Regions from separate parts of the Homo sapiens genome. Here regions 2, 3, 4, 5 and 6 are each linked to region 1. Evidence: chromatin loops called from intact Hi-C (ENCODE). Cell type or tissue: PC-9. All regions are shown on one strand. Region 1 has its middle 59 kb from the start of LINC03041. Region 2 overlaps BNC2 (basonuclin zinc finger protein 2). Region 3 holds the start of LOC124902124 (a long non-coding RNA gene). Region 4 overlaps LINC03041 (long intergenic non-protein coding RNA 3041). Region 5 overlaps BNC2 (basonuclin zinc finger protein 2). Region 6 overlaps BNC2 (basonuclin zinc finger protein 2).

Evidence for each region. Hi-C counts contacts between places; a loop is a spot of excess contacts. Peaks named below come from ENCODE experiments on the same cell type or tissue, not always from the same donor. Only the 100,000 strongest peaks of a DNase experiment are listed, where the experiment ranks them.
Region 2: it touches region 1 in a loop (10-fold over the local background); 5 of 110 quality-filtered maps call a loop at or near these places.
Region 3: it touches region 1 in a loop (6-fold over the local background); 5 of 110 quality-filtered maps call a loop at or near these places.
Region 4: it touches region 1 in a loop (4-fold over the local background); 4 of 110 quality-filtered maps call a loop at or near these places.
Region 5: a loop joins it to region 1, with 10 times the contacts of the local background. A loop is called at or near these places in 3 of 110 quality-filtered maps.
Region 6: a loop joins it to region 1, with 6 times the contacts of the local background. A loop is called at or near these places in 6 of 110 quality-filtered maps.

Annotation. Positions count from the first base shown.
Region 1 is chr9:16,333,139-16,338,138 of GRCh38, reverse strand. No RefSeq gene overlaps it. Among named protein-coding and RNA genes, the nearest start is that of LINC03041, 59 kb to the right of the region's middle. In PC-9, no CTCF peak of the experiment used is centred here; DNase peaks (open chromatin) are centred at 498 and 2,088; H3K4me3 peaks cover 866 bases; H3K27ac peaks cover 3,147 bases.
Region 2 is chr9:16,419,199-16,424,198 of GRCh38, reverse strand. BNC2 (basonuclin zinc finger protein 2) reads left to right here. Exons shown (of 7, transcript NM_017637.6): 7 at 4,550-5,000. Among named protein-coding and RNA genes, the nearest start is that of LINC03041, 150 kb to the right of the region's middle. In PC-9, no CTCF peak of the experiment used is centred here; no DNase peak of the experiment used is centred here.
Region 3 is chr9:16,263,940-16,268,939 of GRCh38, reverse strand. The region is part of intron 1 of LINC03041 (long intergenic non-protein coding RNA 3041); the gene reads left to right. It overlaps LOC124902124 (a long non-coding RNA gene), which reads right to left and starts at 1,477. Exons shown (of 2, transcript XR_007061424.1): 1 at 1,310-1,477. In PC-9, CTCF peaks have their summits at 1,892 and 2,093 (motif pointing left); a DNase peak (open chromatin) is centred at 1,499; H3K4me3 peaks cover 1,046 bases; H3K27ac peaks cover 1,359 bases.
Region 4 is chr9:16,239,483-16,244,482 of GRCh38, reverse strand. All of the region lies in intron 1 of LINC03041 (long intergenic non-protein coding RNA 3041), which reads left to right. Among named protein-coding and RNA genes, the nearest start is that of LINC03041, 34 kb to the left of the region's middle. RefSeq lists an enhancer at 142-643. In PC-9, no CTCF peak of the experiment used is centred here; no DNase peak of the experiment used is centred here.
Region 5 is chr9:16,703,355-16,708,354 of GRCh38, reverse strand. All of the region lies in intron 3 of BNC2 (basonuclin zinc finger protein 2), which reads left to right. Among named protein-coding and RNA genes, the nearest start is that of BNC2-AS1, 21 kb to the left of the region's middle. RefSeq lists enhancers at 1,293-1,793, 3,201-3,955. In PC-9, no CTCF peak of the experiment used is centred here; a DNase peak (open chromatin) is centred at 3,014; H3K4me3 peaks cover 2,489 bases; H3K27ac peaks cover 3,507 bases.
Region 6 is chr9:16,503,380-16,508,379 of GRCh38, reverse strand. All of the region lies in intron 5 of BNC2 (basonuclin zinc finger protein 2), which reads left to right. Among named protein-coding and RNA genes, the nearest start is that of BNC2-AS1, 220 kb to the left of the region's middle. In PC-9, no CTCF peak of the experiment used is centred here; a DNase peak (open chromatin) is centred at 3,019; H3K27ac peaks cover 337 bases.

The DNA of each region.
Region 1 (5,000 bases):
CTCACTGTGAAGTAAATGCCAGAGGAAGCCCACCCTTCTTCCTGAAAGTCTTTTCTTGCCAGCACACATACCCACAAAAGGAAGCATGGCTTCTGTCTCTGATCATTTCCCCCTTCTCCACCATCTGGCCAACCTTGTCTATATACATGCAATATGATCCTGTTATTTCAAAGGAATCTCAGAGCTGTCTTTACTCCATCTCCTGTATCCCCTGTAACTCTACCTGGTAGTTCAATCTGCTGAATTCTGTATTGGATAAAACTCCATAACTCACCCCCTTCTCCCTGTTTTCTTGGCCCCAGGCCTAGTTCAGGCCCTTCACGTCTTGGTTGGATCATTGCAGTAGTCTCTGACAGGTTTCCTGATTCTTGCTCATTCACCTTTCCATACACCTTTCACACTAATGGCACTCTTCACCAGGTTCACGTTAGCCATATCGTAAGCCTTCAGGAAGGGACTTAGACTTTGGTCAAACCCGTCATGGTAGGCTCGGGTTCTACCTTTATAAGAATGATTATGGCTGGAATTAGGAAGTTACTCATATCCCCAGGGCAGAGAAAGAAAGGCCAACTGTGTGTACTAGAAATCACAGTGTGTCACAAACCTTAATGCCCATATGAGTCACCTGGGAATCTGGTGAAAGTGCAGTTTCTGATTCAGCAGGGTTGGGTTGGGGCCTGGGATTCTGCACTTCTAATGAGTTGCCAAGTGAGGCTGATCCTGCTGCTCCATAGTCTGAATAGTAGGGTATCAGAGAGCAGCTTCAAGGACAAAGGCAGGGATTTATCCAGTCACAGTCTTAGGCCAGGACAAGGGGAGCTGTAGAATAAAGTTAAATAAACACAACACTTTATTGAGCACTAGCTATGGGTTAGATGCCATGCTAAATGTTTGTTTTGCATCGTCTCACTTAATCTTTCCAATAACCCCAGAGGCTTCATGGCATTATTATTTATACTTCCTATATTAGAGAATAGAGGCTTAGCAAGATGAAGGAACTTTGCTCAAAGTTACCCAGGGCTGGGAGTCCAAGATCAAGCCCGTTAACAACTGTGGAGTCCAATCATGAGTCCCTAGTTTGAGATGACAGGATGGTATTGCATTTATATAGACAAGGTTGGCCAAAGGAGAAGGGGGAGATGATCAGGGAAAGAAGGCATGCTTTCCATTTTGGACACGTGGGCTGCTGTGGTCCATACAGCCCTTGCAGTGGCCTACCTGGAGCAGGCAAGGCCAGAATCAGGAATTCTTGCCCTAAACAGACACTGCCAGTAGAGTTACACTCAATGTAGACTCTCAACAGAACTGAGAGTTCTCACCCTGGTTCTAGAGCAAAGGACCAGTGTGATCCTGAGCAGCCATTTTCCCTTTCTGGGCTTTTTTTTTTTTTTTTTTTTTTTTTTTTTTTTTTTTTAATCTGTAAGGCCATGCGCAGGGCTGGCTATATAATTTGCAGGGCCCAGTGTACAATAAATATACGGGCCTCTTGTTAAAAATAAATTCTGAATTTCAAGATGGCGACAGGAGAGCTTTAAATGAAGAGTAGGTTCTCCCAAGTGTGGGGACCTGTGTGACTGAATGGGTCACATGTCCCTGAAGCCAGTCCTGGAGACAGGGTGAGCCCATGTGATATTTAATGTCCTTCAAGCTCTATTATTCAATAATATTGGTTTCCTTTTGTTTTCTGCTATTATTCCCTCCTTACTGGTTTATTCTTAGGTCACCATGAAAATATTTGAGACAGCCTTTCCACCTGACCGTGTCTCTCTCTGGCATCTCATAGAATCATCTCTCTCCCCGTTCTGTCTGCTCAGCCATCCGGAGACCTTGTAAGGACCACTGTGTCCTGAATGCATGAAACCCTCCAAGATCTGTTGGCATCTTAGAAGGGACAAGGAGCAGATGGCTTGGAGGAAGGAGAACATGTTATTTTGCGGTCCTGTAACTCACCCTTTTCAGATAGCTTCTTCATTTCCCAATTCTTTCCCAACTTTTCAAGTATCAGAACGGAGAGGCAGTGAGAATGAGTCAGCAGCTCATGCCCTGTCCTTGGCCAGCACCCCCAACCCCAGGGAGTGAATACCTCAGTTCCCAAACTCTCTGAGTCAGGGAGGTCACTCTGAGGACATCTGCCTGTTTGTCTAAACCATGCCAAGCAAGCAACAGCTGCTGAATGAGCCCAGGAGGCATCACTTCCTGTCAGCCAGGGGACCAGACCAGGTGGCCTCCTTGCCCTCCTTCCTGACTCCTGCCACACTGCCCAGGTATCCCAGTACGGGGAGGGCATTTGTTTTCCCGTCCCATTCCAGAGATTCAGCCTAGGGACCAGGAGCATCTTCTCCTGGGATGCCGAGCATTAGGTTTATCCAAGAGTGGAGGCAACCCCCTGGACAACCCAAACCCTGGAGAGACAGACAGAGCACAAGCTCAGTGTCTGGAGTCCTGGGGTCTCTCTTGGGTTTTACCACTGACCTTAAGCAAATCTTATCACCTTGACCATTGACATGGTTAGGCTTTGTGTCCCCATCCAACTCTCATCTTGAATTATAATCCCTGTAATTTCCAAGTGTAAAGGGAGAGACCAAGTGGAGGTAATTGAATCATGGGGGCTGTTTCCCCCATGCTGTTCTCATGATAGTGAGAGAATTCTCACAAGACCTGATGGCTGTATAATGGGCTTTTTCCCCTTCACTTGGCACTTCTCCTTCCTGCCACCTTGTGAAGAAGGTGCCTTGCTTCCCCTTCACTTTCTGCCATGATTGTAAGTTTCCTGAGGCCTCACCAGCCATGCTGAACTGTGAGTCAATTAAACCTCTTTCCTTTATAAATTACCCAGTCTTGGGCAGTTTTTTACAGCAGTATGAAAACAGACTAATACAGACTAAACAGTTTCCTCATCTGTAAAGTGAGAAATCTTCTTTGTCCCCTTCCCCAGGTGGAATGAAGTGGTCATTTTCTGGGAGCCCAAAACATATGACACATGACTTGATCTGGGCACTTAATCCATTGTAATCTGGTTGGCTAATTATGTATCTGACTCTCCATCCAGAATATCAGCTCCTTAAGGACAAGGAGCACCTTTAAGTCTTCCCCTGGTGCCCCATTTAGCTCTAGCCCTCCATCATTCTGTATCGTACATGCTTAGACTGCATTGAGAGGGGCTGCTAGTGTAGAGGAAACAACTGCATTTCACACATTTATTAAGGTGACATTATGACATCACTGCATATCCACCCCCTGCAATGCTTGAGGATAGATTCAAACAAAGAGAAACCCATGATCTCTAGTCACGATGCAGGACCAAATAACCGTAGTTATAAACATGCCCCATCCCATCACTCTCTGTCCCATGCCGGCCACTCACCTGTGCTGAGTGTTTGATCTTCTGTTATCTGATGACTAAAGTCCTGTGTTCCATTGACACATGTCTTGGGGTAAAGACAGATGCTACAGTGCATTGGCTAAGGACCGGCTCTATGGGAGAAGCGGAAATGACAAGGTGCCAGCCATTCTCCACTGCGTCCGTGCAGAGGTGTGCTGATTTTGTGAGGGTTTTCATCCCCACAGGGGGATAGGATCCCCCTCCTTATAGGGTGAGCAAGAGAGAGATCTTGTCAGAGGGGGAAGTCATTAGACCACTTAGTGTAAGACAGGCTGGCATTTACCAGAGTTGTCTGGGAACACCAGCTTCCAGCCCCTGGAGCCTTGGGACCTATGTGGTGCCGCAGTCTTCCTGCAGAGGGAGGACACTCAGTCCCATGGGCAGGAGAACTCGGCTACAGACTACCTTCCCCTACTCCCCGACAAACCCTAGGGAAATTTGGGGCCTTTGGTTCCAGCAAGATCATTGTCCAGGTAACCCAGAGTGTGCACCAGGGTCATTCCAGATAATCCAGGTATTTTTGTTTAGGCCTGGACCAGAGTAGATGGGAGAACGATACTTCCCTAGGGTCAGGCTGGTGGGAAGGGGATGCAAAGGCAGCAAACTCAAGAGAAGGCCTCTCTCAGGGAGAGCACGGCCATCTGATCAGCTGCCCCTCCACGTCAGGAGACTTTCCGTCCTGGGGCTGATTTGGAAGACTATAGATTTCATTCTTATTAAGGGAAGTGGCTTCCTGCCACAGGGTAGACAGATGAAGGAACGAGATGACCATGGCAGGACATGATGTAGCTCCAGGCTAATGAGCCCTGTGGTTTCACGTGCTCCTGAGATTGCAGTGGCATCCTCTTTGGGGGAAGACAGTCATTGAGTGGGCACGAGGAACTGTGATTCTCATCTGTTTGGGCGAGAGGTCCAGTTTGGCTGCCAGATGGGAGTCGTGCCAGCATTCTCAGCCAAAGCTTTCTTGGGTGGGTAGGATGTGCCCAGGCTCTTTTCTTCCCCATCTTTGGCCGCCTTGTTTGGCCCAGTGAGGGCTTGGGATGTAAAACATATTTGCTTGTGCTGGGCTTTGCTTTTCTCCACAGACCTTGGTAGCTAGAATGAGTACCGCCTGTAGTGTGTGTGCGCACACAATGGTACACATGCACGTGCGTCTGTGCATGTGCTGGCTCTGGAGCCAAACGGAATAGAGACAGGATAAACCTGGTGGGGCCGGCTGCCAGGTATGTCCAAAATCTCCACCTGTGGCCCCAGATCAGGGTCCACCTTGCAGCAGAGCTGGAACCAGAGCTCAGACTGCCTGTAGTGAAGGCTCACACCTGGGGCTTCAGAGGGCCGCAGATGGTATGCAGTCCTGTCTGGAGTCTCTGAGAGGCCACTGGTCCTGCAGTGCTACAGAGGCATTACCCCACGCTCAGCACACCTGCCTGCCTTCTCTGTACACCTCTTTAACACATTCAGCCTCCTGTCTTTCAAAGCCCAACCCAGACACCCCCAATCAGTCATCTCAGCTGAAGGTGAACTCTCTCTTCAAAATTCCTTTTTTTTTTTTTTTTTTAAAGAGACAGGATTTCACTCCATCACCCAGGCTGGAGTGCAGTGGCACAATCACAGCTAA
Region 2 (5,000 bases), 86 kb before region 1:
TTTTGTTTTTAGTTTTATGGGCCAGACATCACATTAAATCTAACTTAATGTGATGAGAAAAGAGAAGTCCAAGGCAAGACTTGCTTTCTCTCTAAAGGGCATTTGCACTTACTTGACTACGTTTGATGGATTTCATGTCTTCTGTGGTTGCATGGTAAAGTTTTCATCAAAGGAACAGAAAAAGACTGGTAGTCCACTTTAGTCCAGTTAGAGTACTTCCACTCAGCATTTCAAAGAAGAAGGAAGTTTGGTTCTGCAGCACCCTCCCCTCAGTCCAAGGTTTTGTAACTTTTTGCTTTTAAGGGTGATATTGGTCTTTAACAAGCTTTTGGTAGATTCACAGTATAGAAAGAGTACAGAGGTTTAAAGGAAGCATTTGTAGTTCCAAGCATAGCCCAAGTTACAGGGCTTTTTCAAGCCCTAATTTTGTGGCATTCCCTTATAACATACTATGGTATTAATAGCGTCAGGATCACCGTTTGTTTTGTCGCCACCACCTTTCCTTGGATATTCTGTTACATGAGTCCTACCTTGGGATCATTGCTTTCTTCCCTTCTACAGTGTATTTTGGGAAATACTTTTTGAAGACTCATGCATATTATTGATGGAAGGGAAACCAATGTACTTTTAAGTACCTCCTCTGTGCAAAGTATTCTACTTTACGTGCAGGACACATAAGATTGAGTAAGATTTAGTTATGTTCTTGAAAGTGAACGTCTGGGGCTAAGGTTTGGACCACTGCCTTAATGATTACCACTGCACTTCTTAAGACCAAGTCCTTACCCCTTATACCTATGAACTCATTTTCTCTCTGCATTCCAGTCACTTTTTTTCTGTAAGAGGAACTTCCTTCCATATATCTTTCTTGCCTTCCAAATCAAAGCAAGTAGAAACAACCTTTCTACTGTTCATGTTCTTATAGAATGTAAGAAGTTCTAATACAGTCTTAGATATTTGTTATTGAGTATTCTTCCCTCTTTCCTAGAGATAAATATTCAGAACACTAAATCTGTTTCTAGAAAAACCATCTCTGTCGCTGGAGAGCTCAAAATTGGTTCCTTGTTGGATTCTTTGTTCCAATTGTTACATACAACTGAGTAGGGCTTCCTCTGCCAGGGAGTCCCCCTCCTGTTTCCAGCACTCTCTGGCCTTCCTGCCATTTTAGGGTCTTCTCTCGACATCTGATTATCAGTAGGTGAGAGTTCTTTCTGTGTCTCTCCCAACTTCTCTTTTCACCTCTTCAGTTTTGCTGATCCGGATAAACTTGTAATAGTCCTCAAATTGCTATTAACCCTAGGTCTTTGTGTCTCATGAGGACAGTATTTTATGACAGCTAATGGTCTGGATTGACTGATTCAAGAGTCCAACAATAGGTCTTTGTTAAAATCAAGTGCTGTCTTTTGTCCCTTCTTTGGAGACTGAACCGTAACCTCTTGGGTAGGATCGGTACCCTCTAAAGAATTTTAGTCTGCTTTCCTTCTCGTGCTTTCCTTCCTTCCACCTTAGGAATACTGTGTGAGTTTGTGAGAAAATCTTCAAGCCCACTATCATGAGAGTGAACAGCAGACTTTCCTCAGTCCATCCTTCCCATCTCCACTTCAAGTGTTTTGCATATGGCATTTAGGAGGATTATTAAACAAAAATGAAATAGATTAGGAATTGAACGTAAAAGAATCAATTCTCTTGAACTGTGGTTGCATAATGGAAATCGACTACCATGAATGAACCCGTGTACTGAAGTTATGAAGAGCAGAGCTAATGCACTGCCATGAGTTCATCTTTATTATTGCATTACACCTGAATCAATTGATAAAGTAGCTGTTTTTTTTAAAGTGAGGGATGGCACTTAATTGAATAAAAGTCAATGTAATTATATTAGCAGAGGCCAACAGTACTGCTGACAGCGGAAAAGGGACACTGTTGAACAGAGTGCCAGAGCTGGTCTACACATTTCTGCACATCGTTTGGTTGACAGATATTGAGGGCTGGTACATCGTCTAATTAGATTACAGATTTCTACTGCTGTAAGTGAGAAATGAAGAGAAAATCTCTTTCTGGTAACATATTGGTGGAGATGTGTAATTTCACAAGTCATCTTAGGGAAGATGTGTCCATCTGGGTGATCAGTGTGTCCTTTTCTCAATGTTAATTTATTCTTCCTTATTCAGTGTGTCTTGATGCAACTGCTGTGTGTCTGGCTGCTGTTTTCTCAGCAGTGAACCTAGGAAGTGGTAACTGCAGATGTGTGAGAAGCAACAGAGTTCTAGATTACAGTCATCGCAAAATGTGTGCTCGTGAAATTAAGAAAGGGGGAGGGTGTTAAAAATAATAAACGGGTAGGATTTCATGAGCTGCTCATAGTTGGCAGATAGTTTTATCAATAGAATAATAGCGCATAGCGTAACTCTACTTCCACATTCTTGTAATAACTGGTGGTGTTGTACCCACATGTCAGAGTAAAGACCTCACAGTAGGCATTTCCTGCACTTTGCTTAGCAACCTGCACTTGGAGTCATCTGCCATCTGACACCAAGGAAACGGGGAATTACTGTGTCAGAGCAGGGACCGTGGGGACAACTTCTGTTTATCATTCACATACCCACACACTGCATGCATCTGTTTAGAACTCATTTGTGGATGATGATGCTGTGAATTTGGTTTGTGTTAATTCGATTTATGATTTTTGGATTATACAGCTGATCTGAAAATCATCAAGACAGCGTATGGGATGATCGCTTATGACAGAAAATAATTTTGTGATCAGAACGTTTTAAATCCCTATTTTATTGTTTAAGTTTTTCAAAACCAGATGTCTAGAATGTGAATTTGTTTTCTCTCTCTCTCTTTCTCTTTCTTTCTCTCTCTCTGTCTCTTATTCTTGCTTTCTTTTGTGATCGATTTAGCAAAAGATTAGAAAGCTGATCTTATTGTCACAAGGTAAGCTCAGCCTTCCTAAGTGCAGTTGGAGAGGGCTGCTGCCCTCTGCCCCTTAAAACCCAGAGTGCTGTATATTGTCTTGTGTGGAAAGGTGGAGAAGTCTTCCCCACCTTTCTTGTCTCTGAGGCACATACCTCTCAACCATCTCTAGGAAATATCACCCACGTTTGTCACCAAATGGAATGACACATTTTGGTCTTCCATACTTTTAAGTATAATCGGGAGGTCTGTTGAACTTTATATCAGCCATTTAGGTCATTTCTTTTATCACAATTACTTCTCCAAGCTGTAGAGCTTCCACCAGTATTGAGAAGCTTTTATGTATCTGTAGATATGTCAGTTTATTTTTTGGAAGGGTAACCTTCAATTTAGGTACTGTTGAACATGTGAGCCTTTGCAGGTGGAGAGAGGTATGTGCCCAAGGGCACTTTAAAAATAATGGGGGATATAAATACAAAGACAATGTTTCCAGATAGATGATAACATATCAGGCTTTGTAAATCATGATGTCCCTATGGATTCTCTGGGACAAATCCTGTCTTTATATATATATATGTAAAAAAATATGTATATGTGTATGTATATACATACATACATACAAGCAAAGCACTGAGTGAGTAGAATAAAAGTTTTGCTTGTCGAAGAAGTATGGGTTCCAGTTGTTAAAGTAAAGGAACCCTATGTTATTGTTGTGCTTGATTTTTTTGTACTTACTGTGTTTTAATTTTTGTACCTCTGAGTTTTCTTTCTGTTGTTCAGTGTGATTTTTTTTAAAAAGGTGGGTGGGTTTTATTTTTTTAAAAAGTTTCTGTTTTTCCGTTTTTGTCTTAAAGAATTAAATTTTAAAGTAGAACTACTCGATGAAAATATTTTGGACACTAAAATGCACATACTTCTAAAAAGTAAATGTATTTTATTATTAGATTTAACTGGGATTCCCAAATCATTCTGAGAAAAGGCATTCGTGTTGTTAAAAGACAGTCTGTAACCCTATTTCAAATTGCTTAATCTGTTAAGCTATTGTTTTTCCTTAAAACTTGAAATGTGGAGGGTAGAGACGGAAGATTTCATTATTTTTTGAAGTTATATCTAAATTATCTAGGCTACTTTTTTAAAAAATGAATTTTTTCTATACCTCAAAATAAAGTGTGTGCTGTATAGAAAAGATGTTTACTTTTTCTTGTTTTTAGGTAAATTTAGACTATTCCATTTAGACAAGCAGAAAGTTTCTATTCTTTTATCCTATTTAATATATATTCTAAAATCTCTGCCATGAAATTCTCTGCAGCTGATGCTGCTACATAGTAAAACTAACAGAGTAATCATTGAGAAAAAGGTGCACGGGTTTGCATTCATCCTACCATTGACAGAGTCAACTCTCTTATAAAAATAATGTTAATGGAAAGTTCCCCTGATTGCACCTCTCACCACCACCACTAACTCCCAGATCCTGAGGATATAGGGGAATGCTTGCTTTTATAATGGTGTAATTAGAAGTGAATGTGCTTATTTGATACCTAGTGAAAGCTGAATCAATTTTAAAATGCTTTCCTTTTTCTCACCTTTCCCCACCCCCCATCCACGTACCCCCCCTTCCCTCTTGTTTTCCTAGACACAGTGCCAACATAAACCTACATCGTAAACTGTTGACCAAAGAACTCGATGACATGGGCCTGGACTCGTCGCAGCCCTCCCTTAGCAAGGACCTCCGCGATGAATTTTTGGTGAAGATATATGGTGCCCAGCACCCCATGGGGCTCGATGTCAGGGAAGACGCCTCCTCTCCCGCAGGGACTGAAGACTCCCACCTGAACGGGTATGGGAGAGGCATGGCAGAGGACTACATGGTCCTTGACTTGAGCACCACCTCCAGCCTCCAGTCCAGCAGCAGTATCCATTCCTCCAGAGAATCCGACGCAGGCAGCGATGAGGGGATTCTTCTCGATGACATTGACGGGGCGAGTGACAGTGGGGAGTCGGCACACAAGGCCGAGGCCCCTGCCCTCCCTGGCAGCCTAGGGGCTGAAGTTTCAGGATCTCTTATGTTCAGCAGCTTGTCTGGG
Region 3 (5,000 bases), 69 kb after region 1:
CTGTGCCACAATAACTTGCACTTTAATAAAAGCAATCTCTCGTCTTAATAGCTACACAATAAAGAGTTATTTATATGAGTCAGTGTGCAGGCCCGAGCCTTCCAGGTGTGCCCCAGATTTTAAGCACTCTGAGCGATTTGCAGGCTGGCGCTGCCTGATGCAGCCCATGGAAGGCTCCTGACACTGCCATTTTGCAGTGTCACAACTCCAGGGCCACGACCCGCCCCAGGCTCCTGGCCCTGCACAGCCCACTCGGCGCGCTGATTTATTTCGGTATTACGTTTAATTGTTTCCTTCTTGTGGAAGCCTTAACATGCAATGCTTGTAAATCTGACCCAAATCCTCCATATGGCACTCTGGTTTTCCATTTTCAAATGCATTCGCCCTGGAATAATGACTGTGGTATAACTCAATTTGAGTTCTGCTGCTGGGGACTTTATTACATAATGCTTTCTAATTGACCCTCATAGTTTGATAAGACAGAACATTTCACCAGAACATTGACAAAAGTTATTAATTTTCACTTCAGCAGAGACCCATGTCCCAATTAAATCCCCTGATAATGCCTGACTGACTGACCTCATTATGGCTAATGCTTATTAGTCCTGCGGAGAGGATAGCATCACACTCTGTTAAAATGCCTAAATGAGCACATACAACCATCCACTGTGATTACAATTTACATACATGACAAATTTTACTCCCTAATCCTTGTCTGGTGCAATGAATGTGGCATGCTGCTGTCATACCACGGGATCAGCCATTGAGGATTTGGGAGGTGTAAAAATGCTCTGCGAGTGTGCTAAGCTACACCCAGTTAAATTCTATCTGCCTTTCTAGGAAACTATTTCAAGTGTGTGGGCGTCTTTAAACAGGGAGATGACTTCTGCCCTTTCCTTTTTTAATGAGAACAACTAGTACTCATTTGTTTGTTTGTTTTTAGCCGACTTCAAAAAATAGAAAACCCACCAGCAGCAGCAGCAGCAAACAGTGATTTCAGCCTTTCTGCTTGGGTAGCTCATACTCCCTGAAGTGGACTTTTCTTCCCTGAGTTTAGTTATATTTTTTACATCTTTCCTGAGCTTTCATCTTGCAGGGGACAGTGGGTGGGGGCTTGTAGACTCAGCTTCCAGTTGAGGGTATCGTAGATACCACCCCATTTAACCAATGACAGGGCCACTTACTCAAGCTAGTCCCGTATTGTGGCACAAGCTGTTGGAAGGTCAGTTGGAAGAAAAATGTATATTTGCACACGCTGATAAAATGGAAGCCTCAGAGTGGCAAGAAAATGAAAGTGAAAAAGCCTTACAGTGTCTGAGGCTTCAGATTGTTTTTCGACCTTTCTTCTTCTGGTCCACACAGCAGTGTTTATCTTTGAGGTGGTCTGACCACGGCTCGATGTCTGTTTTTCCTGCGCAATGTAGTCATTCCCCCTGGGCTGTATGATTTGACACATGACAACAATCTAAGAGCAGAGATCAAACTTCTCAGACTCATGGCAATGTGACAAGTAATGTGTATTGACACAGCAAAGTGCATTCTGGAAATACGAGTGGTTGGGCGGGCACAGCCCCTTGCTCAGCTAGAGATAGCTTAAATCATAGGCTTCAGTTGCCCACAAAGATACAGCCAAAATTTAAATAATAATAATAACCAGCTGGAAGCTGCAATTCATTGAACTCTTTTCTCTCTCTCTTTTTCTTTGGGTATCATCATGTTGAAAGCAGGAATTTTGTGGGAAAATAGTAATAGTAACAAAAGAAGAAAGTGAAAAAAAGAAATGAAACTAAACCTCCTTAGGGAATATTTTAAAGTACTGCATGTTCTCCTCCATCACTCATTCTGCAGATGTCTACTGAGTAGCTCCTTCGTGTTGGGCACTGTACTAGGTTTCCGAATACTAAGGTGAATGACCTAGAGATAGGGCACATCATACCTACTCACAAGACACCCTACCACATGATGCTACAAAGGTTTATGGGACCCCCAAGAGGGGGCATCTAACCCACATTTGGTAGTTCCTCCATGCGTTCGACACATGGGCATTTAGCCCTACTATGTGCTAAGCGCTATTGAGTCTGTCTATTCCCAGTGCTAAAGAGTGACTCCTAGTGGTGACCCAAGGTGTGGCGGCTTCCTCAGGATTCAATAGGGCATTGCTCACGAAAGGCTTTCACTGCCTGTTTGTGGCATCAATGATTGATGGCATATATACTGAGGAAAAGTGAACTCGTTCGCCCAAAAGAAGATTTTTTAAAACACTGCTGTGGGAGAAGAATCATCACAGAGTTGGGTAATCGCAGGGGAAAGAAGGATCCATTTGAAGGATGGAGGTAGGTTTAGAGAAGATGTTGCTAAGGAGGTGGTCACAGAGTTCTGGGTATGGCTTTGGTGCTTAGACTTGAATCCACATCCTTTTCCCCTGGTGGGGTCTCCTGCTATTGCACTGGAGCCAGGTCAAACTGGCCCAGCGAGCCAGTCATGCCTAACTCTTTCCTACTGCATTTTCAGTTCTATCGCATTGGTAGCTTGAATTTAGCCATGGTGGGAGTATTTACACCACAGAAATTGGCAAACTCTACAAGCCAGAGCTCTTCTTCTACAGCTACCCCTGCCCCCGGAACCAGTTGTTAAACACTGATCAGCACACCACTGTCTCCACACAAGAATCCCTAGCTGTATGAAAAACTCAACACTGATTTCATTAGATGACTGGCAAAGGCTTATACCACAGTGCAAAGCTCTGGTAAAAATTCACATCCATGCCTTAGGCCTGGGGACCCTAACTTCCATGAGGGCAGTGCTGGGACCCTATGCTCAGGCTGTCCACAGAGAGACAAGACAGACTTCCAAGTCTTTTGAGAAGATTCTGAGCCAACTTCCTGAAGCAACTGCATGGACGAATTACGGAAGTGGCGTGAACTGGTCAAGACAGGCTGCTGCCCTAGATGACGGATGTCCCACTCAAGGGCACTTTACTCAAGGGAGCAGCTGTGAAATAATAGTAATGGGGATGATCCAGGGCTTCTCTGAGAGAGCCAGAAGTGGAATACACCATGCTTGGGGAATTGTGTTCTCTTTCAACTCAGTGACCCCACTCTCTAGGAAACATGACTCACTTAAGGCTGGGCTCTGTCTTCTCAAGCTGAGCACCTTGTCCCATGGAGTGGAGCCCACAGGGAATGGGGAGGACTCAGAAGTGTGAGGAAGGTCTGTCTCCTAAGGGTTAAGGAAGAAATCCGAGTTGATAGATGCCTCTTCCCTCCCCAGCAATGAGGGCTGAATAAATGGCCACCGATGGGAAAGGCAATAGGGCACTAGCGTGTGGAAAGGCACAGCATTGTGGGCAGAGGAAACCGTGGAGATTTCTGTGGGACCTATTTTGTGTTCTCAGGGGAGAGGGTGATGGCAAGAGGAGAGCATAGAAAAGAAGATGGGACCCAGGTTGTGTGGGCTGTGGTGTTTGTTCTTTATTCTGTAGCCAACAAGGAATCAACACAGAGAGTTAGAATAGGGGAACGATATGGTCCAATCCCTTTTTAGGGACATGGAGGGTACAGAAGTAGGGGAAGAGTTTGATGGCTGGGGGACCAAGACCAGGCTGTTGCAGACACAGTTATCTGCTTATTCAGTATCAGTTCTCATTTTCTTCCTTCCTGACAGAACCTCAGTTTTATTCAGAGAGGCAATGTGTGCTGCATGCGAAAGAAAACAAAAGAAAGAAAATCCCCACTACCATTCCCAACCTTCCTTGCAGAGGGAGAGGTCAGACAACACAGTTCTGGCCAATGAAATGTCAAGTGACATTTCCCTGGGCGGAGCTCCCAGGAGAGCCCTTTGAAAGGGGTCAGATTCAGGAGGCAAGCTGCTTTTTTCCCCTTGCCCTTCGCTTTCTTCTAACCTGGAATGTGGATTTGAAAGAAGCGCAACCATTTTGCCACCATGAGGTGACAAGCAAACTGAGGATAGCCATACGGCAAGAGAGGCTGATTGGAAAGATAGGAGGCATGCGGGGTCTCTGGAGGCATTGTGGGGCTGCCATATTGGCTCTGGATCTCCTACATCTGGATTTCTTATTGTGTGAGGAAAAAATCAGACTCTATGTGGTTAAGCCACGGCAAGTTCAGCTTTCTGTTACATCAGCTGAACCCATTCTTAACTCTTTCTGGTACTGTTTCATAGGTCCAGGTGACAGCCCCTGAGTCCCTGAACTACAGCAGCCAGTGGCATGAAGAGGTGAGGAACAGCTCTCAGGTAGACTTGGCAGCAACATCTTGTTAGGGAGAGTGAAGCCTGAAAGACAGTGTAGCTCCTGAAACTGACTGAAATGTAGACGGCAGAATCGGCCCACCCCAAGGATTCAGGTTTAAGGGCTGAGTAGGACACATGCCAGAGACGATGAGCTCGGTCAAGGGCAGACTGAGTTTGAAGTGCTCAATGTGCAATGTAGACGGGGCATCTTCTGGGCCACTGGAAAGGCCCGTCTGCATTCGGGAAAGAGGTAGGGAGAGTTCTGAAAAAGAGATATGGCAGTTACCGGCAAAGTGATGGTGGCTGGATCCATGGGAGTGGACAGGATTACATATGAGACAGATGTGTGAGGAGAAGAGGGGCAAAGAGACAGCTTTGGGGAACACTGCCAGGCAATGGACAGGCGGTGCTGGGTTGGGGGATTATGGGGGATAGAGAAAGAGAGTGCGAAGGGCTGGGAGAGAGTGGGGAGAAGAATTCACAGAGGCTGGGTCCCAGAAGCCAAGAGCAGAGATGGTCTCGAGAAGGAAAAGAGCAGTCAAGAGTGCCAAATGCGGCGGAGTTGTCAAGGAGGATGAGGAATGAAAATTAGCCTATGGATTTGGCAATTATGATGTCAGTTTTTCTGCTAAAGCTGCTCCCACTGAGGTCACTAATGAAGCCAGAGAAATAGAATGATTTGCCCAAAGTGACATCGTTAGTAATGAGTCTAGCATTAGAAACTGAGGCTCCCGACTCTGGTTAAGTGC
Region 4 (5,000 bases), 94 kb after region 1:
ATCCTAAGGAAAAGAGGGTCTCAATATGACAAATCATATGAGTACCTTAGGCTTGAAGATTAGGAGTTGGGAATGAGAAAGAAAATGGCCTCCGGCAAAGACAATAAAACTTGATTGCAGTTTGACATGGTGGCAACTTTCCTTAAAAGAAGGAGAAGCTGGGAGAGAGATGGTGGTGAATAGAGGGAAGAGAGTATGTTTGGGTTGTGTGTGTGTGTGTGTGTGTGTGTGTGTGTGTGTGTGTGTGGTGTAGAGAGAGAGAGAAAGACATTCCTTGAGTCCGCCTCAGTTAAAAGTGATGGAATAGAGGAGGTCACCTAGAAACAAAGTGCAGAGGTAGCACAGAGCCCCAGGGAAGAAGGCGTGGCCGTGGAGGAGGTGAGATTAATCAGCTTCGCCTAAGGCAGCCACCATTAAATAAAGGATGCAGGGGGAGGAGGGGAGGCATTCTGGAAAGGCAAGGGTCAACAGTGGTTTCAGTGACAGCTATTCAGGGGCAAGGGAACAAAGGTGGGAAGACAGTGGGAGGAGCCCAGTTTGCAAGAACGAGGAAACAAACACCAACCAGGAAATCAGTGGAGGGACACAGGCAGGAGAAGGGCTGTATTCCTCCCTAGCGGGTGTTTAGGGGCTGGAAGTTGCAGGTGGGAGGGTGGCAGTTAAGGCCTATATGACCACAGGAGGGAGAGGAAAGCTTGGGGCAATCATAAAGAGGGTACTTAGATGCCTCTCTAAAAACTGAAGTTCACTGTGGCTATAAACTGTGAACAAATGTGCCCAAGGCATGTTACAGCTTTGGTCCATCTGGCCAGCTCAGTGCTTACCACACAGAGACCTGATCTGGTCATTAGAGTGGCTGCAAACACCAGCCCAAGTCTACCACAACCTGTTTCTGGGAGTTTGCTTTCTGATGGAGGAGGTATCTGATAGACACGTGCGAATGAGGGTAAAAAAATTAAATGCTACAAGAAATGGCTCGCTTCATAAAGAAGTCTTTTTCTTCCCCCCAAGTTGAAGGCCCAGTGAGCTTCACTTTGCAACCGAGTGGAATAAAGCGGGAGGATGTGGGTTTTGGGTTGGAAAGGCTGGGGATTGTGATCTGGTCCTGCCACTTTTGAATTGAGCCTGGGCTGTGATGTCCTCACAGTTCTCATCAATGGACCCTTTGCAGAGTCAGCGTCCAGACAGTGGCTGGCAGTGGAGGGGGCCGTGCCTTTGCTGTGGGAGTGGCAGGGAGGTGTGAGGGCAGAACAATCTGGTAGGACTCAGCAAATTTCCCAGAGCCCGATTTTATAATGATGTTGAGTAATAAAAAAAAAAATTTTATAGACACCCGTCTTTTCCATATAGCCAGGGAGGACAAGTCACATCTTGTTTCAAAATAGCAGATGCCAAATTTTAGGAGTCTGAGAGCTGGGGATTATGTGATAATATGAGGGTCGATCTGTTTTCTAAAAAATAAGTTTATCATGGCATATTTATTTATTATTACAGTTATTCATCTCTCTTTATCTAATCTATCCTATCCTCTCTGTCTATCTAGCCATCCATCCATTAATCCTGGCTAGAGACACTTGGCAAACTGAGAGACCCTTATCCCTACCTTCTAAATATGCAAGTGTGAGCTTATGAAGTATACAAAAAGTCGATTTTATATCTGCTTTTAGTGCCACATTCAGACTGTAAAAGCTGCTGTTAAAAAACCTTTAGGTAAATATTTGAAATATTCTAAAACTGACATTCTGAATGATATTCTGATGCCACTTCAATAATGTTTTATAAAATTCAGAGGAAAAATAGAATTAAGTAAATTTGAACTTTCCCTTTTCCGAGACACTTAAAGGCCGTACTATTTGCATATTCTAATGTGGGATCACTCTAGCTGGAGGTACAAAGCTTCAAAAGAAACTGTCCCTAGCAGGCCAGAAAAGCATGAGCCCTTATGGCCTCCGGCCTTTCATCTGTATAAGACAAAAATCAAAGTCTTTCCTTTTCAAAGTGGCTTCTGTGTAACCACTCACCACAGCCTACGCTTTCCAGCGCTGTCTTTGGAAGCACAATTAGAAGGTTTAAAAACCAGAAACACAAGCTCCATCCTATTTACACATTTAAAGTAAAGGTCATTCTCAGAAACTGGGCTTCCCAGATTTCTCCCCCTGAAATCCCTTAAGATATGTAATACCAACATAAAGGGAATCACAAATCCAGTTTTCAGAAAATGGCATTAAATATAGATTTAAACTTTGACCTTTAGTCCCAAGTGAGAGGACAAAAAATTCTCTTTACAGTGAAGGGCATGTTGCTACTAAGCTTCAATGAGTAGGAGAGAACCTGCCTGGTAGTAGCCAGGATTAAGAAGCGCCAATCGATTTACCTCCAATGCAGGTGTGCTACAAATCCGCTGGGCCCAGATGCAGCGCGTGATTGGGCCAGGCTCATCTATATTCTAGAGTTCGTAGAAGTAGCTTCTGGGAAACGGGGGTCTTCTTGGCTTGGGGAATTGACGTTTCCACGGCAATATTTGAAATGCGTTTGGAGTGAGCAGGAATAAGAGATGGAATACACAGGGTCTCCCACTCCACATTAGGGTCATGAGTAATAGTGGGAAATCCATGGGTAGCAGAGTGACGGATTGGGCAAACAGGGAAATCATGGAGACCCAGAGCATTCATATTTTTACATTCCTTATTACCCTGATTGCTCTGCAGGTGCTGACCAGGGCCCCAGGCTGCTGACCCACTCTGCGGCTCATCTCCCTGCTACATCATTGACAAGTTGATATGGGGGCCCAGGTGACAGCAGGGCGGGGGTGGGTGGATGATGGGCAGTGAGTAATGGAACTTATTGGAGAAAGGGACTATTGGTTATGTGCACACCCAGAAACAGAAGGAGAAATGTTTTGCTAGAAACATGGGCTTTGCTAGAAAAATTAGAGAAGTAATAAAATATACAGGAAACAGCACTGGACTGGGAGTCCATTTGTTTTGCTTCTAACTAGCAGGGTGAACTCACGATGACTAAGAAGCACATATTTTCATTTCACTAGAGACAGTGACCTTTAGCACAAACCTGATCTTGCTGATCTTATATCCATGGTTGCCTGCTCCATGCCTGGCTGATTCAGGGTACTTAGCAATGTTTGTTGATTGGATAAATGAGGGAAAGAAGAAAATTATTTGTTGTGTGTGGCCCCGGCACTCATCCATTCTCTTTAAAGAAATGGAAGCGTGAAGAGGTGAAATAACTTGATTGAGACCCCACTACTTGTCAGTTGCAGGAAGTAAAAAACCAAGGTATGCTACAAATAATAACAATGATGATGACGAGGGTTAAAATAATCAAGCACTTACTATTTGCCAGGAGTTGTGCTGTTTGTGTTAGTGATTTCCTCTTCTGTATCCAGGGCTGGGAAGCCTGAAAACTACATCTCCCAGACGTCCTTGCCAGGTTCGGTTCCATTCTGTCAATAGGAAGCACTCACAGAATACTGGGAAATGGGAGCAAAAAGTCATTATTTTGATATTTTAACTAATCCAGTGTCTTGTGCTGGTGGCTGCGCAGCAGCAGCAGCAGCAGCAGCAGCAGCAAACAACAGCAGGTGACCATGGGGCCCCTAACATAGCTGGTAAGTGACAATGCCCTGGGGTTTGTTGAGCTCCTGGGCCCGTGCAATGACCACAAAGGCCCAGGTCCTTGCTTTCTCATCATGGCAGCCAAGGTAACAAGAGTAGAGGAAGCAGAGGCACCATAGCAGCCCCATGGGGCAGAGCTCGTGAGCTATGGGCAACCCCACCTCCCTATGGTCTCCTGTCCCAGAGGGCAGGGTCTTCCTGTAGGTACCTATCTCTAAACAACACTGCCTTCCTGGTTTTGCTCCAGCAGCCCTTCCAAAACATTCATACCCAATCACTTGTATTAAACTTCCTTTGTTGAAATACCCAGGGTGGTTTCTGTTTCCTGACAGGACAGACTGATACTACTTTTCATGGCTTATCTCACTGCATTCTCATAGAAGCCTAGGAGAGGTTAGCTGTTAAAACTATACTTCCTATTCACAGATGAGGTAACTGAGGCTAAGAGATGCTAAGTGACTTGCCTCAGGTCACACAGCTATGTGGTGGCAGAGTGGGGACATAAATCAGGTCAGTCTGATGGCTAAATCCATGCATTTAACTCTGCCCCTCAAGAACGCCTCTGCTCCCTGCCCCTGGGTGAGTTTCTCAGGGCCTTTTGGGTATTCAGGGATGGGGGCTTCCTGCCTGCACTGTGTGAGACTGGCTTCTGTGGACCCTCTCCAGAATGCCCTTTCTCCAGGGCCCTTGTTTTCTGCCTCTTACCCTGAGCCTCATGATGTAGTCATTTCCTTCATAAAAAATGTTATAGGGACTGGTCCCTCTTTTAACAGCAAAAATAGCACAGGGCATGGCACTTGTTGGCAGGAGAAGCAAGGAGGTTACTTCAAGTGAGGGTTGCGGGGAGGAGGAGGGAGGATGATGAACAGGTTTAGGGTTATTACACAGCCGACAGGGGCCCCTGTTCTGTCAGGGCAACACTGAGGGCCCTGGGCCCTGGCTGGGGGTGAGGGTGAGCCCAGGGCCAGGATGGAAGGAGCTGGTTCATAGATATAGTTTAGCATGGTGCTGGGCTGTGAGTACTTAATGCGGTTAAAGAAAGAAAGGGCCATGAGACATTTAGTGCTGCAGGAGACACCAGGCTCAGGAGACGCTTGGACCAAAAGGGCTGAGGCAGTGCATATCTGCACTGGGAGGGAAGAGCTGGGAAGCCAGCACAGACATGCTGTCGGGGGTTCCAGGGGGCTAGAAAGGGATAGTGTAGACTCTGGGCTTTGAGCAGGCTCTGGAGTAAGGGGTAAGATAAGAAGTGGCTGTACGGGAGGGAGCAGGAGAAAGCACAATTGGAGGTATCTTCAGACTAAATTCTAAACTCCCGGGATAAATACTACAAAACTTCCTGTCTCCCTTCTAAATGTCTGAGAACCA
Region 5 (5,000 bases), 370 kb before region 1:
AGAAGTTCATGAGAAAACTTTCACCTATTTTGCTTTCTAGAAATTAAAACGTAGCTTACAGAACTTTAAAACTCTTATTTCTAAATGCCATTTAACACAGTAAAGTTTTCTTTTGGCTCAAGGAAAATGGAAATCACGGCTGGTTATCACAGATTTGATCTACTCACATTGTACCCACCAAAATAAATTAACATTTCTACAAAACTCTGGGCACCTTTTTGAATTTCAGTGAACTTACTGATACGACATTTTTTCTTCAGCAGGTTCTGTATTGTTCTGATTCCACTTATTTGTACTGGTACAATTTCATAGAAAATAGTTTTCATCGTGGTATTTGTAGCATGCTCTGATTTCCTAATATGTGATGCATCGCTATACCATAGTAGTGAATACTTAGATTATAAAATTACTTTGGCCCGGCGTGGTGGCTCACACCTGTAATCCTAGCACTTTGGGAGGCTAAGGTGGGCAGAGCACCTGAGGTCAGGGATTCCAGACTAGCCTGGCCAACATAGTGAAACCGTGTCTCTCCTAAAAATGTAAAAATTAGCCGGGTGTGGTAGCACATGCTTGTAGTCCCAGCTACTCAGGAGGCTGAGGCAGGAGAATTGCTTGAACCTGGGAGGTGGAGGTTGCAGTGAACTGAAACCGTGCCACTGCACTCCAGCCCGGGCAACAGAGTGAGACTCCATCTCAAAAATAATAATAATAGTAATAATTACTTGGCAACTTGTTTAGAACTAAAATGAGATTGCTTATCCTTCTTTTAGTGATGTATCCCAGAGTTCCAGAGGTCTTCAGAGGAGATATATTACCATGGAGAGGGTTACATGTACTGCAGGTGCAACTTCACAGACCTCTTTTCATAGGCCCCGGTTCATCCTTTGAATATTGGTCCAAGATACTTTGGTGTCACTGTGTTGATTAACTTGATATAAGAAGAAAAGTGTATCTGTTTGGACTAAAATAGAAATTAACCTCTGTAATTTTAATCTCACGGCATCACTTGATTCTTCCTTCAATTTTACTGGGTTTTACTCTAGTAACTTCACACTAGTAACATCAAAATTGGAATTTGAATATGCACATTGATAATAAATCAGATTACTTGAAAAAAATCAAATGTCTATTGCTGTTGTTTTTTTTTGGCGGGGGGGCGGAGTCTTGCTCTGTTGCCCAGGCTGGAGTGCAGTGGCGCGATCTCAGCTCACTGCAAGCTCCGCCTCCCGGATTCACACCATTCTCCTGCCTCAGCCTCCCGATTAGCTGGGACTACAGGCGCCCACCATCACGCCCGGCTAATTTTTTGTATTTTTAGTAGAGACGGGGTTTCACCGTGTTAGCCAGGATGGTCTCGATCTCCTGACCTCGTGATCCGCCCGTCTCGGCCTCCCAAAGTGCTGGGATTACAGGCGTGAGCCTCCGCGCCCAGCCTTCTTGCTGTATTTTATATAGATTAAACTGACAATTTGATTTCAGCATTTGCAATTTGAAATGGAAGTGTTTCACATAGGTTTTGGTAACCTTTGCTTCTGAGTTGGATTGATTCTCCCCTCCCCCCAGTCAAGTATAATTCCTTTTTTTTAAAAATTAATTGCTGTCCTCTCATGAATTAGCATGGCTTGGCTAAGGTGAAGGGATTAGAATGACTTTTCAAGGCATGATAATGTCTGTTTAAAGGAAAGAAAAAGAAAAAAGTCTTTTAACTAGGGCTTAAGACTAATTCCAGCTACTAAGGAGACAAAAATTACTCTAAAGAAGACAATTTGGTTTTATTTTATATGTGCATGTTAACCTGCTTTGAGATCATCATTTTGTATTTTAGGGTATTCTCTTAGATGAAGTAAGATGTTCTTCATTTGTTACTGAAAGGGGACATGGCCTCACTCCAGGAGATTAAAGCTGGAACACCTTCTGCCTTCTGTAGGGATAATCACAGCTCACCTGGCTGTAGCTCAAGGTCAGGGCAAAAAGAGGGGACTTTGTGCTTTTTAGAATTGCCTATGACTACAGTAGAGAAGAGGAATAATAAAACAATTGGACAAGATTGAAAGTGAATGTGCATCATATGAAGATAGTTAATAAGATGAATGATCAGAAAAAGACAATCTGGAAGACATCCTTCAGTGGTAGGAGAATCAGTGGTAGAAGAAGAAAGGGGTATTTTGGGGTGCAAAACTATGACCTCTGTTAACTTGCAAAAATTAGTACTGTTGTGATTGGTTATAAAGGGCTACATGAGAACAATTTTAAAATTATAAAAACATTTGTAAACATTTAGTATGATTTTAATTTTTCATTTGGTATACATACTTTTTAAAATAGTTGCTTGTCAGTTATGTTGCTTGGAAGGCAGAACTCTCTGCACAAGCAATAAGTCAGTAAATCCAGTTTTTTGATCTAATATTGTTGCTTGTTTGTTTTGTAATAATAGCATGTAAATAAAAATGGTTAAGTGTAGGTGTTTTAGGATTCAATCCCTTTGAATTTTTCTCTCAACTTCTCTGGAGAAATAGGAATTGTTTCTGGGTGTTTTGTAAATCTAAATTGAATGTCACTTAAATGTGAAAGAACTGGCACCTTTGATAAGTAGTCCCCATACTGAATCATTTTGTCATTAATAATAACATAATTATCAATGCAAATGTAAAGTTTGTTTTTTAAAAAGTCCAAAACAAACAAAGGAGGGAAAAAAAAACCCAAGCCACACTATCATACAACTCGAGGAAAAAGCATCCCTACATTTAAACAGAAGACTTTCAATAGTAGCAGTAATAATAAGAAAGAACCTTTGGCGTCTGCCCAAGAGCCTGTTGAGAGGGAGCAGCAAATGGCCTGCGCAGTGTGTGGCTCTGCAGAAATTCCAGGGTGACACATGCCTCACAAGCTGGTCACAATGCAAGGGGTCAGGGGTCATGTTCAAGAGCAGGGTGTTGCTGGATAAGGCTGAGGAAGCAGAGGTGGCCCCTCTGTGCTCAGTGTGTGGGTCTGTGTACTCCTTTCCCGTCAAAGCTGGCCCAGCGCGGCCAAAAAAGCGGTTCCTTGGCAGGGTTTAATGGCAGGATGATGTAGTCTGTTGTGACTAGTGCATTCCTTTCAGGTTAAACTAGGGAAATGGCATTGTGTTAAAATTCCAAGTCGCATGAATGTTTTATTGCCACAGTGCATTTAGCCCTCCAGGGGAGTGTGTGTGGCGGCCGGTGGGGGTGGGGGTGGGGGTGACTTAGAGACTCAGGAACTATCAGAAGAACACTTCCCTTGGAAAATTTTACCCACTAGCATGAAGCTGATTTGCTGTGATGGTCACTTAGAAGGGTTTCGCTTTTTCCTAAACTGTGGCTGTTTAAAGTCTTGGAGTCTGGACAATTAACAGCTGAAGAAAATATGACAAGACACACGCAAAGAGGTTGGGAGATAGAGAGGAGGAGTGCGCCAGAAAGGAGCTGAGCTGCCTTCTTGTGTAAACTGCCTGAGAGCGGGCCCCCTCCCCTGGCCTCCGTCCCTGTCCCCCCTTCCCCAAGGCTGTGTTCTGCTGTCTGCCCGAAGGCCAGGACTGATCTGTTAACCTTGCACCACTGGCTGGGAGGCCGCTGCAGCTCATGGTACTGTATGTTACCATTACTACTCCCTCATTCTTTTTCACTGGCTTTTTTTTTTTTTTTTAAAAAAAAAAACCATTTCTCTGTAATAACGGTTTATATTAGTCAGAGGGATACAATTTTGGAATGCAGAAGATCCGAGTTTAAAACAAAACAAACTTTAGAATGGTACTTTTTTTTTTTTTTTCCTTTTTGGCATTTAGAAGGGCTAAATCCAACCATGCTAATTCAATTGCAGCCAAAGGTTTTCAGTGTGATTTAAAATCAGGAGTTCTGGAAATGGAGCAGTTGAAAGATGCAGTCATTTGGGCTGTGGATCTTATAAAGGGACTTTGTTGTGAAACCACACGAGCATCTTCAGGTTTTTAGGATATTTTCAGTCTTTGCATTTGTCTCAGTTATATCCATTTTGCAGATTGCCCCCAACCCCTATCCTTCCTTAGGGAAAACTCTAGCCGTCTCATTCACTGTTGGAGTTGTTTTAGGCTTACAGTTACTGAGGGTGTGTATGATTTGACTTCAGTTGTAATCGTGTGCATTACATATAACATTTGAACTGACTCAAGTTAATTTATAACAGATTAAAGTGTGGATGTGTGGAACAGCTTTCTGATAATGCAGTGTGCCTTTATAAAATATTCATGTGTCTGATTTTTTCCCCCAATGTATAGGAGAAATATGTATTATCCTAAGATGACCTAAGAAAGGATATATTAATAATAGTTTGAATTTTACTTTTGGACTGCATTTCTCTTCAATTTCAAACCTTAATTCTTTCTTTGTTTTCATGTTCCTGTTCAGATGTTATTTTTCTTTTCCTTAATAATACATATATACTTGTATGTGTGTGTGAGTGTGTGCACATTTTAATAACTGCCAAATAGTTATAAGAAAAAACTTGGAGAGCTGCTAAGTTACTTTTCCATTGATACATTATCAGTCAGAAAGTCATGTAACAAAAATTCAACTCAAGAATATAGCACAGAAAAGTAAACTATGAGTGGACCCGTGTGCCCTATTTATAGAGTTTTAAGTACATGTTATATATATCTTATAAAACAATGATTTTGTCAAGATAGACCCCTGAGTTTAATCTGACTAATGGTGTTTGTATGATGGCTTGTTCTTCTTAAACATATATATTGACATTATTTATAGGAAGTCTTACACCAATAAGCGATCAGCTCCATAGGAAAATCAAGCTGTGTTTATGGGCTGGGCACTTCAAATTTTAGGTGAATTCATTAGATATTTTTTTCTTATATTCTAGAGAATACCCACTTCAATAATTATTTCTTTTTGTTCTATTTGGTCTAGTAACATGATGATAGTTTTTTTAGTGATTTGTTTTTTAGTTGTACATTTTAAAATGTGATTTTTCCGGAGAATATTGCTCTGTGC
Region 6 (5,000 bases), 170 kb before region 1:
TTGCAAGATGTTGGTGATACAGTCTACCCAAGTATGTGGCAAGAATTCTACATACCAAAACCTGTTTAAGAGTTGACTGATGTGTTGGAAATGTCCGCGATGATCAAGTCCAAGATGTCTTTGACCAGAAGTCCTGAGGACCTATGGAGCAGAATAAGTAAGTCTCCTTTTAGGGTTTATAGCAGAATCTTAAAATTTGTTAGTGTGTTGAATTATGGACAAAGAAGCAATGCGGACCTTTGTTGCAGTACTTAAACTTTATATGCTGTTGTTACCTGTTTTATCTCTCTCACTAGACTTCAAATTCCTTGTGGCAGAGAAAGTATTTCTTGCTTATCTTCTTATACTCTGTGCCTAGTAAAATGCTTGATAGGTCATCAATACTCAATGACTAAAATTTTCTGTAATTTGCATTCTCATTGGTAGTGAAGTATTATAATAATGAACGATTGTTATGTACTGTTCCATTTAACTCTATTTTGGAATGTTCTCAATAGTTTGGCCGCTTTAAGCAAGTGGGAGAATATTCTCAATTATATTTGGGTTTGTACTAGTGCTATGTGTAATTAAGGTTCATTTATTTATTACTAAGTGTTTATTATGGACCTACTATATGAGCAAGTTGTTGAATGGAAGCGTAGAAGAAGGAAATAGGCCAGGCGCGGTGGCTCGCACCTGTAATCCCAGCACTTTGGGAAGCCAAGGCAGGCGGATCACAAGGTCAGGAGTTCAAGACCAACCTGGCCAACATAATGAAACCCTGTCTCTACTAAAAATACAAAAATTAGCCAGGCATGGTGGTGCGTGCCTGTAGTCCCAGCTACTCAGGAGGCTGAGGCAGGAGAATCGCTTGAACCCGGGAGGTGGAGGTTGCAGTAAGCTGAAATTGTGTCACTGCACTCCAGCTTGGGCAACAGAGTGAGACTTCGTCTCAAAAAACCAAAGGAAAAAAATGAGCTAGGTGTGGGGGCATGCGCCTGTAGCCTCAGCTACTTGGGAGGCTGAGGCAGGAGAATCGTTTGAACCCAGGAGGCGTAGGCTGAGCCAAGATCAAGCCACTGCACTCCACACTCCGGTATGGGCGACAGAACGAGACTCCGTCTCAAAAAAAAAAAAAAAAAAAAAAAAAGCAAATGGACACACTGCCCTCAAAAGGCTTGTAGACAAGGGAGAAAGATGAGATTTCTCTATTAATAACTGCACTGTTTGGTAGAAAATACTATGTACAATATGAGATGTCTAGATATAAAGTGCTGTAGAAGTTTTTGAAAGTAGGAAAGGTTCCTTTTATTCCAGAAGGTCAGGCGGGCCTTATAGAGAAGTGTAGGCTGGGCTTGGTGGCTCATGCCTGTAATCCCAGCCCTTTGGGAGGCTGAGGTGGGCAGATCACTGAGGTCAGGAGTTCAAGACCAGCCTGGTCAATGTGGTGTGAAACCTTGTCTCTTACTAAAAATACAAAAATTAGCCGAGTGTGGTGGCATGTGCCTGTAATCCTAGCTACTCGGGAGGCTGAGGCAGGAGCATCACTTGAACCCAGGAGGCAGAGGAGGCAGTGAGCCCAGATTGCACCACTGCACTCCAGCCTGGGTGACAAGAGCAAAACTCCAAACAAACAAACAAACAAAAAAAACCAAACAAACAGCCTGGCCAACATGGTGAAACCCCGTCTCAACTAAAAATACAAAAATTAGCTGGGTGTGGTGGCGGGTGACTGTAATCCCAGCTACTCGGGAGGCTGAGGCAGGAGAATCGTTTGAAGCAAGGAGGTGGAGGTTGCAGTGAGCTGAGATTGCACCATTGCATTCCAAGCCTGGGCGACAAGGTGAGATTCCGTCAAAAAAAAAAAAAAAAAAAAAAAAAAAAAAAGAGGAGAGAGAGAGAGAGAAGTGTACTTTATCTGATCCAGTAAGGGTAGATAAAATTTCAACTTGCCAGATGACACAGGGTCAGAAAATCATGAGACCTATTTAGGAAACAGCAGATAATTTCACTTAAGCGTGGGATTAAGAAGAGTCACAGGAAAGAAGCTAGTTATATCCAGGACTTTCCTTGACAAATAATGGTTGTCTTCCTGAAGGTCTTTTGAGGTCTCATCCAGAGCCGAGTGGGTGGCCTTCGTCTACTCTCACATAAGTATTTTTGTGACTTTTCTAAAAACTTGTTATGCCTGTAAAAAGTTTGTGGAACTCAGTATTTTTTTTAACCTACACTTGACCATTAAAAAGGTAAAAACTTTTCTACAATTTCCATCCAAGTTTTAATGGGAAAAGTTTGCGATAGATTTTTAAAAGCTTTCATGGCCCAGTGTCTGTGCCAGTTTCGTCAACTGGCTTTTCAGAGTCCACTTCTTACTAAGTCTTTGGACTAAAAGTGAAAAGAGCTTCCAGAAAGCTACAATTATGCTTTTTATTTGAGGAAGTGTTTCTGGTTGCTGTACTCCAGAATTTTTGAAAGAGATTGTAAATGTGGTTAATGCGACTTTGTGTACCTGTGACTGTCCTACAAATGTGCTAAAATGAGACTCTGGCCTTACAGCTTCAGAAACTGACTTGTTCTGCTTGGGGTGTTAATATTATTACGAATGCTAACATGAAATTCAAATCACCTGATTGAAGTTCTTAGCACTGTGATTAATGGATGAATTTAGGAGAGGGAACTATATATGATTTTTTTTTGTCTTTAACTGTTACTGATAAGGACTCAGAATCTTTCTGATTCTCTTTTAAAAAGTTTTCTCTGTAAACTTAAAGCACTATTTTCTTTTAGAACAGCTTTAGTGTTTCAAGCTTAAAATCTTCTCTCTTTAAATCCTGGCTGCATATTTGGCTCTCTCCCTCCAGGCAGAGTTTTCTCCAGACCTTGGTTGGCTCTGAATCCCAAGAGTTAAGACAGCCTAGCTTCTATAAATCAGGAGACAGCTTCATTATCAAAGTTATGTGTTTTCACCTTCATAGATAGCCAGTCTTAGTGTTGGTGCCTGGCCCTGCCTTATCGTGTAACCATCAGCACTGCATACTGGAATGTTCTTTGTTTCGATTATTTACTCCTTCTATAAACAAAGATTAGAGCAAAAAATGTCAGTACTGGGCCCCAAGCAGTGGTGACTGTTACTGGAAAATTGCAGTGGCATGGTGTGGGATGTGATTTGCTACTCAGGCAGGATAGCACTGACTTGACAGTTATAATTATTTCTGAGTTCTGTGCTGCATCTCTTTTATACATTTTATCTCATTTATACATTTTATCTCATTTATCTTCCCAGAAGATAGGTTCTGTTCTTTCCATTTTACAGATGAGGGAAACAAGGCTCAGAAAAGTTAGCAGTATTGCCTCAACTTACGTTGTGAGTGGCAGATAGTTGTGTTTCAAACCTGGACAGTTGACTTCATAGTCTTCTCTTTTACCTACTACATGATAAAGAAATTCCAAAGATGACACTGTTTAAAATAATGTTACCTAGAATTTGAGCTTCTTGTAACCATTACATGGTCCCACAGTTTTGTGGGGTTTTTTGTTTTTTAAGAGATGAGGTCTTGCTGTGTTGCCCATGCTGGAGTGGAGTGGCTGTTCACAGGTGCGGTCATGGCACACTGCAACCTCGAACAGCTGGCCTCAAGTGATCCTGCCGCCTCAGCTTCCTCAGTAGCTGGGACTATAGGCATGTCCTACTGTGCCTGGCTGGTTCCACAGTTCTAATTTGTTAGCGCAGGATGAGAACACATTTTTAGTATTGAAATTTTTATTTATTTATTTCTAGTTTTTTACAGAAGATCTAGAGATAATGGAATTTATCAAATCTTGACTGATCTCCAGTATTTGGAGGGTCTGTATCTTTCTTGCAGCTTTCAGGGTCTACTTTATTTAAGAGTTTACATTTTAATCTGAATTCAGGGAAAAAGCAAAGTTATTAACCAGTCTATTTTGGGAGTCAGTATGTCACAGAGGTTCATGAAGCATCTTGTATCATTTGGAATAGATATAATTGTGAGAGAGGAAGACAATTATTTCAGAATATGTGGACTTGGATTCTGGAATACATGTATTAATACATGTATTCATTCTGGAATACATGTATTAATACATGTATTCATTCTGGAATACATGTATTATTCCAAACTTTAAGAAGTTTGATTCTCAGTAAATGGTATGACTAACTACTTTTTTTGGAACATGATTACTTATCTTTATAAGCATTTTCACATACAGTGTAGGAAAATAATCCTTATTTCGCAGATGAGGAAACTATGACTTAGATAAATGGGTGCTGTTGCTAAGATGACATCTAGTAGGTGCAGGTGATGTGTTTTTGCTTAAATTTGCCATATGGATTCCGACTTGCCTGTAGGTGCTGGGTATGTTTATAAGATCAGAGTATATTCATTTCTTGACTAGAATAAGTATGTTTTCTGATTCACTACAAGGTTATTTTTCTTACTGAACTATAATTCCTGGATAAAACCTCTTGAACTTAATAACTATCACCATAAATATGTTTAATGGGTTTATTGGCATGTTGAAAAGTGTATTGTGTTGGCACATGAAGAGGCCCACATAATTGCTAAATAATGGTCCTTAAGGTATTTATAAAGGTGTTATTGATTTGTAGTTTGTATATCCATATATATTTATAACATTCTGGTGACAAAGAAAAACTTGAGTAAACATTGTCATGTCTGTGGATATCAGTGATAGTAAAAAGTTGAGATATGCCTTATTTAGGTCCACTCTTCCAGATTATCATTAATCAGATTTTTTTGAGAGACTGCTTGACCCCATTTTCCTATTTCTTGAATTTGTCCTATCACCATATGATTAGAGACCTAGTTCTCAACGAGTGACTGTATTTCCTGATGTTGACTGAAACATGAATGTCCTCTCCCCTTTCCTCACTGCCTTTGGGCCCATGTATTTTGTATTTTTGATTTAGAAAAAAAAATTCTTAGGGAAACAAAAATGAGTAAAAAAAAAGTTAGATGGATTGTGAGGGCATGAATTAGAGT